2 separate regions of the Homo sapiens genome follow, and region 2 is linked to region 1. A link is a loop called in an ENCODE intact Hi-C map of the cell type or tissue named here. Cell type or tissue: Calu3. All regions are shown on one strand. Region 1 overlaps GABRA4 (gamma-aminobutyric acid type A receptor subunit alpha4). Region 2 overlaps GABRB1 (gamma-aminobutyric acid type A receptor subunit beta1).

Region 1 (8,000 bases):
CGGGTGTGGTGGCACATGCCCGTAGTCCCAGGTACTCAGCAGGCTGAGGCAGGAGAATTGCTTGAACCTGGGAGGCAGAGGTTGCGGTGAGCCAAGATTACGCCATTGCACTCCAGCCTGGGCAACAAGAGCGAAACTCTGTCTCAAAAAAAGGAAAAGGAATAAAAGAAACAGTGATCTGATAGAATAGTACACAAGATCCCCTTCTTATATAACCCACATCTTTTTTTAGACATTGAAACACTTGTGGCTGTAGTCTTTCCTACATGGCACATGACATTAGGTGTAGTAGATAGTTCAGTTAAAAGCATGTTAGCTGAGTGCCAGGTGCAAAAGAATCACTCAAGAAAAGTTAACCATTGTTTTGGCTGTTGTTGTTATTGCTACTTTTTCCTGAAGAGCTTTTTGACATACGTCTTATGCATAAGTTATAAGGTTTACTCTAGTGTTAATTCGCACCCATACTACCTATATGAATTTTGATTTTTCTATTGCATTTTGTATTTATTTGTATTTATTTCTCATTGTCACCAGCAACATCCTTTCCCTGACTGACTTCACCATAGAATATTCTTTTTTTAAAAACTTTTTAAAATTATACTTTAAGTTCTGGGATGCATGTGCAGAACGTGCAGGTTTGTTACATAGGTATACACGTGCCATGGTGGCGTGCTGCACCCATCAACCCGTCATCTACATTAGACATTTCTCCCAATGCTATCCCTCCCCTAGCCCCCCACCCCAAACAGGCCCTAGTGTATGATGTTCCCCTCCCTGTGTCCGTGTGTTCTCATTGTTCAACTCCCACTCCATAGACTATTCTTTCCTTCAGTGATCATTTGCTTTGGTAATTATTAGACATGATGGCCATATTTTCATAGACGTATAATATTGTCTTCTAAAATTTTGTTTCCCGTAATTATTTATTTCTGTGACATATCATTTTCTTTTGGAGGCAGAATCTTATTATGTGACTTCAGCTGGGTTCTTTCTATGTAATATTCGTTTGAATCCTACTATGTGCTAGACATTAAGCTAAGTGCCTTACATGCATTATCTTATATATTTATTAGGAGGAAGGCAGCATTATTACTCCTATAGCAAGGACTTTGAGGTTTTGAGAGGCTAAATAACTTGCTGAATATCTCATAGCTAGTAAATGACAAATTCGGTATTTGCAACCAGGTCTGTCTTATTTGGGAGCCCACAATTTTAACTGTTTAGCAAGTGTTTTTCAATTTCTGATCCCTGGATCACTGGCAATGGCATAGCTAATGAAAAACACTTCCTGCAAATAGGGCTTGTTTGAGACTTTGAGTTTTTAACCAGTCTCAGATTATTTTTATAAACACTTTGTATGACCACAATACTGCTTTTCTACATTGAATAAGAAAAGATTCATCTAGCATAGTATCTGTATTTAGAGGAAGTGAGTGGAGTGTCCTTTGCACTCTTTTCTCTCCAGGGTTATGTTGGCGGCATTGATGAAAGCAGTTCCTGGCATGATTTCAGGTAGCATTTGAACAAGTTTGCTTAATCAAGCTAAGAACCTCTGCTCTGACCAAAGAAGTCTCTAACAAAGCGGTTTCCTCCATTGGAGCCATGTGTCTACCATACAAAACATTTACAAATAAAAAGGAAACACTAGGAATCAGTATGAAACAAAAGTAATCACAAAGTCACCTATCTTAAAGAAATTCTAATGTTTTAAACCCTCAACTCTAAATATATAAAGGGAAAATGAATGGATTCTTTAAGATTTCTTTTTCTGGTAATCCCAAATGGAAAACAAAAGTTTATCCCAGTGCCTGATATTGAAAGTAGTATTTCTGTAACTTATGGAAATACAAACATTGAATTAAATGCCAACATTGGGAGGAAATTAAATACAATAAATAGGGAACTCAGCATTTTGGTTTCTACATTTTGGAGCTCAATATATGATAGAGTGCCTTGGTATATAAAATATTTAGCATGTTTATTTGGAGGGGATGTGTTAAAAATTTCTACGTGTAGCACGTTCTAAAAATGCTGTTGATATTTCTCAGTAAATCATTACCTTGGAGTTTAGTTCTAGCTGCTCTACCACATTTGTTTATTTCCCTATTAAATAAGATGTGTGGCTTACCCATGAAGTCCTGTCCAAATGATCTTGAATAAATGTCTTTATATTACTAGATTCTTTTTTTTTAGTATGTGACTCATTGATATTCTAGAAGATAAACCTATTCGTTATCAGTCTTGTTAGTTTTTAATTTACAAGGATTAAGTTACATTTTATTAAACTTCATTAGCTTCTCAAGCAAGTAATATGAATGTAGCTGTGTGCATTCTGCAGACCTAATCTTAGTCACTTTATCTCATTGCTGCTAGAGTCATAAGTTGAGATGAGTTTTTTTTGCAGTTGATAAAAATTATTTAGAAATTGTGTCAGATCACAGTCATGACTGACGAATTGCCTGGATCTGCTCCTGTTTGCCTGTTGCTGCTTTAATTTGTTGGTAATGTTTAAATCTACCACCTTGCATCTCTTTTCTTGCTTCAGGCTATTGTGACTAATGACAAAGTAATTTCAAACTAAATCATTTTTTAAAATTCAAATGAAGCTTAGGTGCTTTTTCTTGTTCGAAACCACTGTGCATCAGCTAAATCATGATAGAACCACTGAAGTCTCTACACTCTGTACGAAACACAACATCACTCTGACACATTAGTTGCACCAAAATGTGAAAGCTGGGTGAATATTCTTCCCAGTGAGTCGTGTGCCAGATAGATCAGCAGATACCTTATTCCTTTTGTGGTCTGTCATCATGGAAAATGACTACTTTTAACAGAGTAAAACTTGAGACATAACTGCAAAAATAACTTGAGTGTCATTTAACTGCTTGGCAGAGAGCAATGATTTAAGCCTCAAATCAGTCTAATTCCACTTTCCTTTATGTAGGATATGATATACAGAATAGTGAAACTTCTAAGGCATTCTCAGCCAGACTTGGGATTGAGTCAAGATAACTTAAATGCCTTAGGCACTACCTGCAATATTCTAAAGATGTGTCCCATAGAAAAAGAAATAATAAATTGGAGATCAGATAAAAATTTTTGACACTTTCTAATTTGAAAAAGGATCTTGATTCTATAGGATATCCATTTTAATGCAATTTATCAAATATGAAATAGGTGCCTACTGTGTGCATTAATCTACAATGATTGATAAGACAGTCTTTATACTCTAGCTCATTACTTCTTTTAAACTGGAATAAAAACACTTGATCTTTGTTTTCAGACAGTAATCTTTTTGGTACTGTTCATGTTGCACACCCCACTCTCAAAAAGTCTCTTACTTCATTGTTCTTTTTTCTAACCACCTTAGACTGATTCTTTTTATTTTTGCTTAGACTCTCCTCTTTCTCTAGGCATATTCTTCAAATGTAAGATTTTATTTCTTCGATATTTATAACTTATCCAATAGTAGATATCATCAGAATATAGTTTTCCAACTGTCAAAAGCATGACATACAAATAATGAATGGACAGGTCTCCAAGATTGGTTCAATTGTTAATTAATGAGAGACCCACTTAGATGGTAAAATGGATTCAAAATCTTTTTGAGGAATGGCTACGTATAGGCAATTTTTTAAAAGGAAAAGTAAAATAAGACTGGTAGGTTAAATACAGAAGTGCTTAATGTCTGACAAGGCAATAAAACCATAACCTTTCATGATCTTTTGTACTAGACAGGAATCCATAATTGAATATGTTAACTTGACAGTGTTTGGGTTCTAATAAAATATTAAATGGCAAAATCAAACTCAAGTAAATTATTCTAAAGACTTAATAATCCTTGAGTGGGCTTGTTAAACAATACTCTATTATGACATTGAAAGGACATGCTGTATTTTTTTCTGATGTCCAAGTCTTGTATAATTTTTCTTAACATTATACTACTATGAGTACTTGACTGACTCAAATATGTGCAGCTTGTTAAGTTCTTTAAAGCCTCCTCCACATTTGTGAGTAGAGAACCTCTACAGTGAGGCAGAACAGACACCAAGTAAGTAACTTGCTGTATGACTTCCAGTGACCTGTAACCTTTCTGTTCTTACTTTTCTCTACTGGAAAATGAGGTAATGGAATAAGTTGATCACTGAAATCCCTTTCTGTTTTAAAATATTGTAATTCTTATAGAGTGGGATTATGAAGGGCAAAATATGTTGGTCCTTCAGCTAGCGTGTGGATTAGGCAACAGTGCCCCCTAAAGGTCCTCTATGAGTTCTGGGCAGGCCAATCTTCTAAGTATCCCAGAATGTCTGAGGAACTTCCGCCCTCACGAGCCCTTGGCAGCACCTCCCATCAGGACCTTTGATCTAACTCATCTATCTATTATCTATTGCCACAATAATATTGCATAACAAAAAAAATGATACTTCAGGTACACACAATTAATATTTATTTTTGCTCCCAAATCTGTGGATCAACTGTGGATTCTGTTGATGTTGATTACGCTTGCTCGGGCAGCTCATTTTCTCTTAACGGAACACTCATGAATCTAGTGTCAGCTAGTTGTTGGATGTTCTAGGCTTGTCTCATTGTGATAACTGGCTATTCTCCAAATGAGCTCTCAATCTCTAGCAGGCTAGCCCAGGCTGACCTGTTCTTATGGTGGTGGTGTCAGTGTTTCCAGAAAGAGTGTAAGCAAGTAAGAACTGTTGAGGTTAAGAATTGGAAATGACAAACTATCATTTCCGCCACATACTATTGAACAAAGAAAGTCATTAGCCAGCTTAGGAAAAATAGACTCCAACTCTGGATGGGTCAGGAGTGGGTAAGCTCCTGGACATGAATGTGGAGCATGAATATGGAGGCAGGAATATAAAGAGAAATGATGAATTGGTGTCACTTTTGAAGCCAGTCTATTATATAGAACACAATTCACAAGATTTCAGGACATTCCAGAAGCATACTGGTCTAGAACGAAAGAACTTAAATGTTTTAATACTTTGTTTTGGGGGGCAGTAAAGTTACTTAGAGTCAGTTTGATCCTTCCTACTCTTGCTCTTAAAATTCATTAGACAATACCAGAGCAGTGTTTGAGGCTATTTATACTATACTATTAAGACAGGAACTTCTACGTACTCTACCAAATGCTACATGAATGTTGACATTTTCTAGTGCAGCAGGTGGAAACATGCACTATTCCTGGCTTTGGGTGAATGTCAGGTATTGTTTCTTCTAATCATTTTGGACGGTTCCTTTCAGCCTTGGGTAGTTACCTCACACCCATAAACTGATCTTTGCTTAGTAAAATACTCAATGGGGACTCTCTTTAGATCTTTGGAGTTCTCTCTTTGTTTAGCATTCTTATCTCTGGTACTTTGTCCTGTGAACTCTAGCCATCTTGGTCTCCCAAGACTCTCAACTTCATCTCTTCAGTTCAGGAAGCCTGCCAGTTTTTTTCTGTTTTTTCCTTTCCTAAACCACAGCATGGCAACTCTCTCAAGTTTGTTTCTTCCCTCTCGGTGATTATGGTTCTGTGTTGTCTAATGGCCAGTTTCTTCAAACAACAGGTTTTTTTTTTGCATTTGTTTTAAGTTTTGGGGGTCATTTTAGGCAGGAAAGTAGACTTAGTTCCTGTTACTTCATTTTGGCTGGAAGGGAAAGTCTCCAGTCCTTAGAATTTGGTATTAGGAAACATACAGATTTCTAAAGGTCATGGACAACCTAACTGACTGAAAGAAGAAGATGGTATGCAACTATCATATTATATTTGAAAAAAAAATGTATTTCTTTCCTGTTTGTCCAATTTATCATTTTACTCTCTTTTCTTCTCTTCTTGGGATATTCAGCATTTGGTCATAGTTTGGTTCTTGAATATATTTTACCTTTCATTATATTTTTTATTGTATCATGTGTGTATGTATGTTTCCTTGCCAATGATTATATATGCTCTTTAAATTTTGAGGATATACCTTGTTCTTTTTTTATGTTATTCACCATGTATATAATATTTTAGGATCAATGATAATCAGTTAATTACTATCCTTTTCTGTAACAAGAGATTCAAAATCTGAGGATTAATTAGGTGACATTTACAATGTTCTGTATAGAGGAAAACTGCAGGATAAGTAATGGTTCTTCAGCTTTCAGGTTGATGTCAATTTTGATTTCAATTTTCTCCACCCAAATTCAGTGCCATATGTTAGGCTACAATTTCTCATTAGTTCAACTGCACCCTGCTTAGAAGAATACTACAAGCTGACATGACGAATGCTTTCTACACCTGTCAGAGTCTACACTGGCTCTGTTTTGTGAGGCTGTTTTTCCTTCTCTACTCAGCGACCTTGAAGTCATGATTTATGAGATATGAATTGAACTTTAAACATGCTAGATGAGTATACTAAAAAAGAATACATTTGTAGAATAAACCTTTATGTCTAAAGTGAGATTTCAATTAATTGTATATAATCTACCCACTTCATATATTATTAGTATCTGTGAATTGCCCTTTGAGGCTGGCTTCTTCCAATCACCCTTTTATTAGCTGCTCTTCTTTCTCTTTCCTCTATTTCTCCATTTTTTCACTCACCATCTACTTCATGAAATGGTAAGGGGAGAAGTTATGGAAAGTAATGATCATCTAACATTACTATAGCTAAGAATAAGCATAGTTAGGGAGGACAAATTCCTGCAAAAATATAATAGTATATTCTAAAAACTCAGACGTGGGTATTTCAGGGAACATCTGAGAAATTACTGTCCTTCATTAGCATGGAGAATCTATAATTAATTATGTATATAGTTATTTATTGTGGCTGTCAATATTATAAGAATTTTAGTGGTTTACTGCACAACTTTCTTCAAATATAATCTTGTTCTACAAACAAAATAATTTGCTGAAAAGCAGTGAAATATTTCAATTTAATCACTCTTTATTGGTTAATGGTTTGAATTCAGATATTTATGCAACTGTTGGTTGATGCTGTTTATAAGTCTAATACAACCTTTTTCTAATTAAATTTTATTTGTATTTTCATCATTAATTGAAGTGAAAAATAAAATATGTCAGTATTATTAGATTTCATAATAATGTGTACTATTATCTATGCTTTTCATGAAAGTAAATTGAAAGGACTTAGAAATCAAAGTTTTTGGACTTTTTTAAATAAAGGAATGTTAGGTACGTATGGATAGTTGTTATTGTTGATATTCTGTGTACATGACTAGGTATAGTTCTCCCTGTTTATAAAACAAACACATAGAAAACTTTGAAATGTATATGACATATACAGAATATTATTTGCAATAAAGCTAAACAAATAACTTTTACAGCAGTATTCATTAACTCTTAAAATGCAATTAAGCATGACCTCAGCTTGTAGTTCTAACAACTTGATCTTTTTTCTATAGATTTAAGGTTTAATTATTTATAAGAATGTACCATATTTTGAAATAGAAGATTTTTGATTCAAAGTTTCAAATGTATGCACATTATATTTTAGTTATGTATTTTAAAGGTTTTTAAAATCAAGATGACTACAGCTTATTAATAAAGTTTTATTTTATGGAAATGACTAATTTTAAGAATTTTGATCCCTTTAAATTTTGTACAAATCTGCATAAAGTTACATAACCAATATATTTTTTCATATACCTTTTCAGAATACAAATGCCAATTTGAACATGAGAAAAAGAACAAATGCTTTGGTTCACTCTGAATCTGATGTTGGCAACAGAACTGAGGTGGGAAACCATTCAAGCAAATCTTCCACAGTTGTTCAAGAATCTTCTAAAGGCACACCTCGGTCTTACTTAGCTTCCAGTCCAAACCCATTCAGCCGTGCAAATGCAGCTGAAACCATATCTGCAGCAAGAGCACTTCCATCTGCTTCTCCTACTTCTATCCGAACTGGATATATGCCTCGAAAGGCTTCAGTTGGATCTGCTTCTACTCGTCACGTGTTTGGATCAAGACTGCAGAGGATAAAGACCACAGTTAATACCAT
Region 2 (8,000 bases), 450 kb before region 1:
GGTGACACCATCATTTATCCATTTAATATTTTCCTAATTGTTTAGCCTTTCGTCTATATCTCTATGTTTCTCATATTTTTCTTGATTGATTTTGCAGCCTATCAGATAAGAAAGTAAGGTCTGTTAGACTTATTTTTAGAAACATCAAGCTGCTTCCATAGATTACTGATTCTCCTTTTACAGAATGTGGGGTTACTATATTGCCCAGAATGCTTCAATTTCATCAGCTTAAGTGTCTGTTGAATTTTTTTTTCCTTCCTTCTTGGACAATGGAATGATGTATTTCATTCTATAAACACAAATAGCCATGTGGTGTACTAATGTCTGTAGGCTCATGATAATATCCTCCCACTCACAAGGTCTGCTTTCCTTTATACATGCTAATGGAGCTATATTGCATTAATTTATGTAGGTACATATGTTTTAGGTACATTGCTAGCCAAAGATCACAGTGACGGTTACTCAATGGCCCCAATACACAGTGAAGTAAAGGATAATCACACCTGCAAATGCTAAAAATCTTATTGTCTGTATTGATGTGCTTGTTATCAATAAAATCTCAAAACAAACAGCTTGTAGCCTCTACATTTTATTTGTCTTCATAGTCAAAGGGGAGAATATTTTATGTCTCAGAAAAAAATCCTTAGTCATCTATTTCTGTGGCATAATAAATATATATGTGATTTTGTCCCTCATTCCTGACACAGAGCTCTTAAATATCTTGGAATTTCTTGGGTGACAGCAGCATCTCTCATTTTAATGCAGTGATTCTGGTGAGCATCTAGATGGCTTCAGGATGGGGGCTGGTTGTCAAAAAGACCATACCCAGATTAGAAGCCTGAAACTTTCACAGTCCCCACCTCAACCTCCAGAGAGCAGAGAAAAGCTGTAGATTGAGTTAATAATCCATCATGCCTATGTGATGAAACTTCCATAAAACCCACTAATGTTCAAAGACCTTCCAGGCTGGTGAACACATCAAGGTGCTGGGAGGGTGGCATGCCTGGAGAGGGCATGAAAGCTTTGCACCCCCACAACTCCCTGCCATTCTTTGCCCTATGTGTCTCTTTCATCTGGCTGCTCCTGAGTTGTATAAACCAGTAGTAGTAAGTAGACTGTTTTCCTGAGTTCTGTGAGACATTCCGGCAAATTGTCAAACCTAGAGGGAGGTTTGTGGGAGCCCCTGATTTGAAGCTAAGTAGGACAGAGTTGTGGGTAACCCGGGAACCCAATGCTTGTGAATGGCATCAGAAGTGAATGCAGTCTTCTGGGACCGAGGCATTAAACCTGTGGAGTCTGACTCTGGAGTCTAACTCTTGAGTGTTAGAATCAGAATTGAATTGTAAGAGATCCACTTGGTGTCCAGAGAGTAGGAGAATTGGTTGGTGTGAGGCAAACCCAAACATTTGGTGTCAGAAATGTTGTGAGTAAAAGCAGTTCAGAGTTTTCAATTTATTTTAATAATCACAGAGTAGATTTCTCTTAGATACCTGTGGTCAAATCTTTTACAGTCTTGAAATCCTGTTGCATCGTCTATACATGTAATAAACATCTCAATTCTCGGCACCTCCCTTCTTAAAATAATCTCAGGTGAGAAATGAAAATAAATTGTGACTGTTTACTCTTGTTCTTAATTTCCACTGAGATCTGGGTACAACCTTCTCAAAAAGATGAGTTTCACAGTACTGTAACCAAATAAAACATGTACTCCTTGCAAAGTTTGTGAGAAATCTCTTTCAAAATTCAGACAACCTTGACTTATTATTGTTATCATGGAATAGAGAGGATCTTGCTGTTCAACTAGTCTCAGATGAGGTCATGGCATTATTATGATAGGATGTTGCCTCTGCCAGTAATTTCTGCTCTGGTTAAAAAGGAAGATTGAAACCTCTTTCCACTTTGAAACATTTGTTTGGTTGTAGGCAAAGTCTTTCGTGTTAATATTCTCCGGAAAGTGTAATGACAGCGTTCACTAGGACAAATGAAAAGGAATTAACCCCATGTGCAAAGAAGCTAAACTAGTGTGTCAGTATCATAATGTTTTTAAAGATTGTTTTCAAATTGAGTGTTAAGAATGCCTAATCTATTTGGCATCCTTAAAGATGTGCATCATTGCTTTATTTTAAAAAATAAAAAACAAAATCAGGCCTAGTGTAGAAAAGGGAGTCACCTCTGATTTTGACAGGCACTTAGTGTGTCAAATATGCCTTTATTTTCTGAAGTGTAAACTACCTTTAAGGATAATAAGATCATGGACAAGTAAAATAGAAACAGAGGCACTTATCTAGCTAACTTAAATGTACTACTACTTTAACCTTACTGCACTAACAGTGTTATTCTTGGCCTGAAACCCCAGATTTGATAGTTTGGATAACAGTCTTATTTACCTAATTTAATTTCTAAGACCACCTTATATCCTCAATGTGGGAAACTATTCAGAATATCTCTATGGTATTTTTGGTTTGAAGAGTCATGTGTATCCTGATTTTATTGGTTATGAACCCACCCTTGAGTGGTTACTGAGTTTTGTTTTGTTTTATTTAAATTCACCTTCTTTCCTTTTTTTTTTTTTATTTTGGTGTGGGGGTCACTTTTCACTGAGAAATTCTGATGAGAAATAGTGATTTGTCAATAAAGCACATTTTTGGAAAATCCATTAAAATCTAAAAAAAATCCTCAACCTGCCAAAATCAGTGATGGCAAAATGTTTATGGTATGTTGTTAAGAGAAAAATATAATAAAAATGTATGTGTGTGTGTACATATAACAAAGATTATATATGGAAAGAGTTAATAGTGGTTATCTATGAATGATAATATTATGGATGATTTTTTCTTTCAAAAATTTTACGTGGTGAATATGTAATCATTTAAAAAATAAAACCTGATACGTTATTTTTACGTTCTAGAAATTGCCTGTTTGGGAAAAATAAACATCAAAGTTATTTAAATATCCTGTAGAGGGCACTCAAGATCTTCCAGATTCATAGGCAGCGACATGATACTGTGAAGATTTTATTCCTTTAGTTACAGGAGTTTTAGGTTTTCATGATGATTTTAGTTTTGGATCACTGATTCTCACAAGGTTTTATTTTAAAATTCATTTATGTTAAGTGACACTAGAACAATTATGATTAATAGACCTTGTCACATATTCAGATCTTTAGCTAGAAATATATCTGAATATATGCAACTCTAGTTGATTACTAAAGTAACTATAAAAAATGACCTGTTTGGTATATTTAATGCTTAAGTTATAATACTTTCACTAACATTTTGAGGAGTATGGTAGCTCATATGCCCGCTATTTTAGCTATGCATATTAATGAACAAAAATCTATGTGCCATAAATGATATGAACCCATTCTTCACATCTCTCAGTTATGATTTTACAACTGGAAGCAATAAGATGCATTGAATTAAAAATTACTAATATATCAGATCAGAATTTAATTTTCATTTTTATTAACTTATTTGCCTAGTCCCTGATTTTTTTTTTAGGTATAATCTATCATTTTAGTCTCATATCCCTTATTCACTCACTCTCAGATGATACTTATTGAGAGCTGCTACCCAATTCAATTTTTAAATTGGATGCCTTTCTCATCTGTGGATGCAAAGTTGTGGTCCCTGACCTGAGTTTTCACAGAGGTATTGCACACAACCTCCAATAATCATATTCTACCAAGCTCTTGTGTCTATAGAAAATAGTGGATTTTCTTTCCTAGAAAAATAGCTTTTCTCTGGCAATTCTCAGCTGTCTTCAAATATGGCATGGTTTTTGGATCCTCTCTAGAATCAGGTTGGATAGCCTTAGCAACTAGGAGGCTATGTGCTTTTGAGATTCACAAACTGTCATGCTTTCTTGTATAATTTCTTGGCTTTTGAAATCCATGTGAATAGAATGTTGTAAAGCTGACAGTTCACAGTTGTTTGTATCTATAGCTTATCTGCACTCATTCCCAAGTGCTAGATTGGTGTCACAGAGGTTATTGTAGTAGGCATGTTGGGCACATTAATGTCTGTGTTTTAAAAATTGCATTGTGTCTGGGCATGAAGGAAAAGAACTGATTCGATTATTATTGGTTTTGCTAGAATTGATTTTTTACTCCATGTAATTTGGCAGTTACATTGATGAAATACGTGGCTAGCTGCCAATTTTGTTTATGTTGAAGGCTTTATTTCTGATGTCCATGAAATAGGAAGTCCTGCAAATATGAATTGGTCTTTAGAGCTGCCTGGGATGGAACAGTTTGGGAATAGCAGTTAGGAAAGGGCAATGCTCTGTACTTATTGCTCAATCTCAGGCTTGGGAAGAAAAGCAGTGATGATACTTTTCACTTTTTCAGATGGAGAAAATGGAAGTACAGAGTTCCATGACCTGATTGGGAAGGCTGAATGCTTCCAAGTTTCTCTCTGTGGAAATGGGGCCAATAATCTGTGCTACCTGACTTACAGGAAAGATAAAAGAGGTTATTTTGCAAAGTGATAGCTACAGAGTGCTTCTTAGAAGCAATCCATCATCAAAACGCTTAGAAGAATGCTTCCAAGTACATAGGCATCACATGTTGTGTCAGGGTGGGTCTACAACAGTGATTCTCAACCTCAGGTGATTTCCCCTGCCAGAGACATTTGGCAATGTCTATTTTTGGTTGTGAAAGGAGTGCTACTGGTACTTAGTAGGTAGAGGCCTGGGATGCTGCTAAACTTCCCACAAAGAACAGTACAGTGGCCTAGAAAAAAGAATTATTCCACCCAACATGTCAATATTGCTGATGTTGAAAAACCCTGGCCTATAGCTATGAGATGCTGTGTTTGGTAGAATGGCTCATGTTAAAACCATTTGTTTTGGTGATGTAACATGTGGTGCATAATTATACCTAGATTCTATTCTATTAGGATAGAAGATTTAAGAAGGGAAGATGCAAAATCGTTTTGTAATTCAGTCACAATAGAATTTCTTCACTATAATCCAAGCACCTTATCCCTACCCCCAGCCTAGACAATAAAAATGTGGTCACACACTACTTGGAGGGGGGAGGATACAGGGGAAATTCGCATCTGACAATCTTTGTAATTTTTTGCAAATTCTTTGCTCTTTGGTTTAGAAACTGTTGGCGAGAAAGTAAGATAGAAGCATGTTTACACATACAAACTTCCTAAATAATTCTCTTCACCCATAAGTTCCCCAGCACATACACTAGTTAAAGGCACTTCAGGGCAGGGAAGGGGGGAAAGAGAAATAGACAGGAAAGAAAAAGTCAGATGTGAATTTAGGAAGGCCTGTGTCTGTCTCTGACCCTTCAAGCTGGGTTCTAGGGTAGGAATATGAGGTTAGACAGCCTCTTCCAAGTTCTGAGACATGAGTAGAAGCAAGCCTTGTAGGGAAGGCTGTTCATTCCACTGTTTGGGAGAATGGACAGGATGCTCTGTTAAGCCTGTGGAGTGTAAGAGATAATTTTGTCTGAGTTTATTAAACTAAGGGAGGCTTTCCGAGGAATCCTGATTATGAACACGCACGGGGAGAGAACCAGTGTTCCTGAAAGAGATCTCAGAGTCATCCCATTGGAAGATGCAGCATGGATGGTTCCTGCCAGGGATCAGACAAAGACCAGTTAAGTCTTGAGCACATCACTGGTGCAGAGAGTTGAGTGGGAGCTGAGTTGACACCCACAAAATGCCCAGTCACCAGTGGAGTGAGGACCTGATCCTGCTTGTGGTGAGCCCCAGACAGAAGTTACAGCTGAAGTTAGAGGCTGGCCCAGGACTCAGGAGACTCAGCATGATAGGTAGAAACTCTCTTCCTTAGCTCCCAAGGGTGAGGCTTCTGTAGTCACCTCCAGAGCTTACAATAGACTTCAGGGGTAGGTGTGGCACAACGGGGAGACAGTGCACAAGGACTAGGGCACATTTCCCTGCTCTCCTGGTGGCAATTACCCCTGTGCTATCTGAGCCCTCTATCAATGCCATGGGAAAGAACAGGAGGAAACATAAACCATCCTGGTGTTACTGTATTTACAATCTGAAGTGTCTGAAAAATTGCTGAATCGAGGAAGTATATGGCCATTATCAGACTGAACCATAGAGTCTAAAATAAAATCATAAAAACCAAAGAATGAATTTTCATATATCTTAGTTTGTAGACTTTGAAATTCTTACCCATTTTATCTTTATCTATAGAAAAAAGTACAGAGATTATGAAGTCCAGTGCCTCATTCCCAATCTTCATTGAATAACTAGTGTGCCTATATAAGCAAAAACCATAATAGAATTCTATCAAGGAGATGTACAGTTAAATTCCCATGAAACAATATATCTAGGGTTTTAAGAGGATGCTGAAGTACTCTTTTTCTTCAAAGAATTTCCATTTTTATCTTTTCAGTTGAATAGACGGATGATCAATTTCCAGAAGTTCATGTTAGTAAAACATGGATTTTTTAATAAAATTGTACTAGAAAAATTCTTTATCACCCACATCCCATAGTGCTAATTAAAGGACTCTGAGCATGAAGATGGGGCTTATCCCTTATCTAGATTGCTTTTGGACTAGCCACTTCTGGCTACTGATTTTCATTTCAAAAGGAAGACGTTGGCTAAGTTTCTTTTCTACAGCTTAGAGCAGTCAGTGCTCCTGGGAATTCTTTGATAAATTTCATATAAATATTTATCACTGAAAGTCCGCTGTGTGTCTACTTCTTCCCTGTCGAAGATTATCTTTTACTAAAGTTATTACTTGGCAGGCAACTGTTTGTTGATACTTGGTTATATGCTCCATAAAATAAACCTTTAATTCTGAGGCAAGTAATATGCATTATAACAAGCAATTCCAGAGAAATTATTATATTAAGAATATATACAACAAATTATAATTCTGCTCCGGAATAAAACCTGGAAATAAATACTAGTGATTAAATAACACCCTATATCAAAAGCATCCATGTTCCCTTGTGATCATAATTATAGTTGCCATTGATTTAGTGTCTTTAATGGGTCAGGTATAGAACTGGGCCTTTTACGTACATGACCATATCATTCAAACCTTACAGCAAACATTAGGGAAGAAATTATTATCTCCATTCTAGTGATTAGGGAACTGAGGCTTAGGAATTTTAAATGACATGGTCACAAGCCTTGTTAGGGCAGTATTAGTCTGTTTCCAAAATCTTTCTTCTTCACTCCACTGCCTAGTTTCATACTAATTATTTCATATTACTAATTCATACTTTTAGTTTCAGACTATAGAAAAAAATTACCCTATACCATATTAGGTTGAATCATATGAAAGTGCTGATATATTTGACCCTTCCTGGATGTAAAAGAACAACCTCATATGGTTAAACATACTACAGTACAGCATGTTTAGCTATAGTATAGTACACAGATGGTTTTCAATTTATAATGAGTTTGTGTCCCAATAAACCAATCATAAATTGAAAATATCATAGTAAAAAATGCACTTAATACACCTAACCTACCAAACAGCATAGCTTAGTTTAGCCTACTTTAAATGTGTTCAAAAACCTTACATTAGTTCACAGTTAGGCCAACTCATTTAACAAAAAGCCTATTTTATAATGAAGTGTTGAATATCCTAGGTAATTTACTGAATACTGAACTGAAAATGAAAAACTGAATGGCTGTATTGGTACTCAAAGTATGGTTTCTACTAGATGAGTATCCCTTTTGCACTACTGTAAAGTTGAAAAATTGTATACGTCAAACTATCACCAATCAGGGACCATCTGTGGTATAGTATGTTCAGCTATAGTATAGCATAGTTGTATAGTAGAGTATAGTACAGTATAGTATAGTATACTTAGTAATATACTATGTACTATAGTATGTTCAGTATTAGGCTCAGCTCAGTCAAGATTATGAATTCAGGCACTATGGGAATTGGCAGAATAGTTTTGATCTATTGACCTATCCACATCTCACATTGCATTGTTAATCTGTTATCTTGAATATAATGAGGGATTTGAAAAGCAACACATAAGTCAT

The links. Hi-C counts contacts between places; a loop is a spot of excess contacts. Peaks named below come from ENCODE experiments on the same cell type or tissue, not always from the same donor. Only the 100,000 strongest peaks of a DNase experiment are listed, where the experiment ranks them.
Region 2: it touches region 1 in a loop (6-fold over the local background); 26 of 110 quality-filtered maps call a loop at or near these places.

Annotation. Positions count from the first base shown.
Region 1 is chr4:46,928,412-46,936,411 of GRCh38, reverse strand. It overlaps GABRA4 (gamma-aminobutyric acid type A receptor subunit alpha4), which reads left to right. Exons shown (of 9, transcript NM_000809.4): 9 at 7,657-8,000. Among named protein-coding and RNA genes, the nearest start is that of COX7B2, 23 kb to the right of the region's middle. In Calu3, no CTCF peak of the experiment used is centred here; a DNase peak (open chromatin) is centred at 4,261.
Region 2 is chr4:47,378,989-47,386,988 of GRCh38, reverse strand. All of the region lies in intron 5 of GABRB1 (gamma-aminobutyric acid type A receptor subunit beta1), which reads right to left. Among named protein-coding and RNA genes, the nearest start is that of COMMD8, 81 kb to the left of the region's middle. In Calu3, no CTCF peak of the experiment used is centred here; no DNase peak of the experiment used is centred here.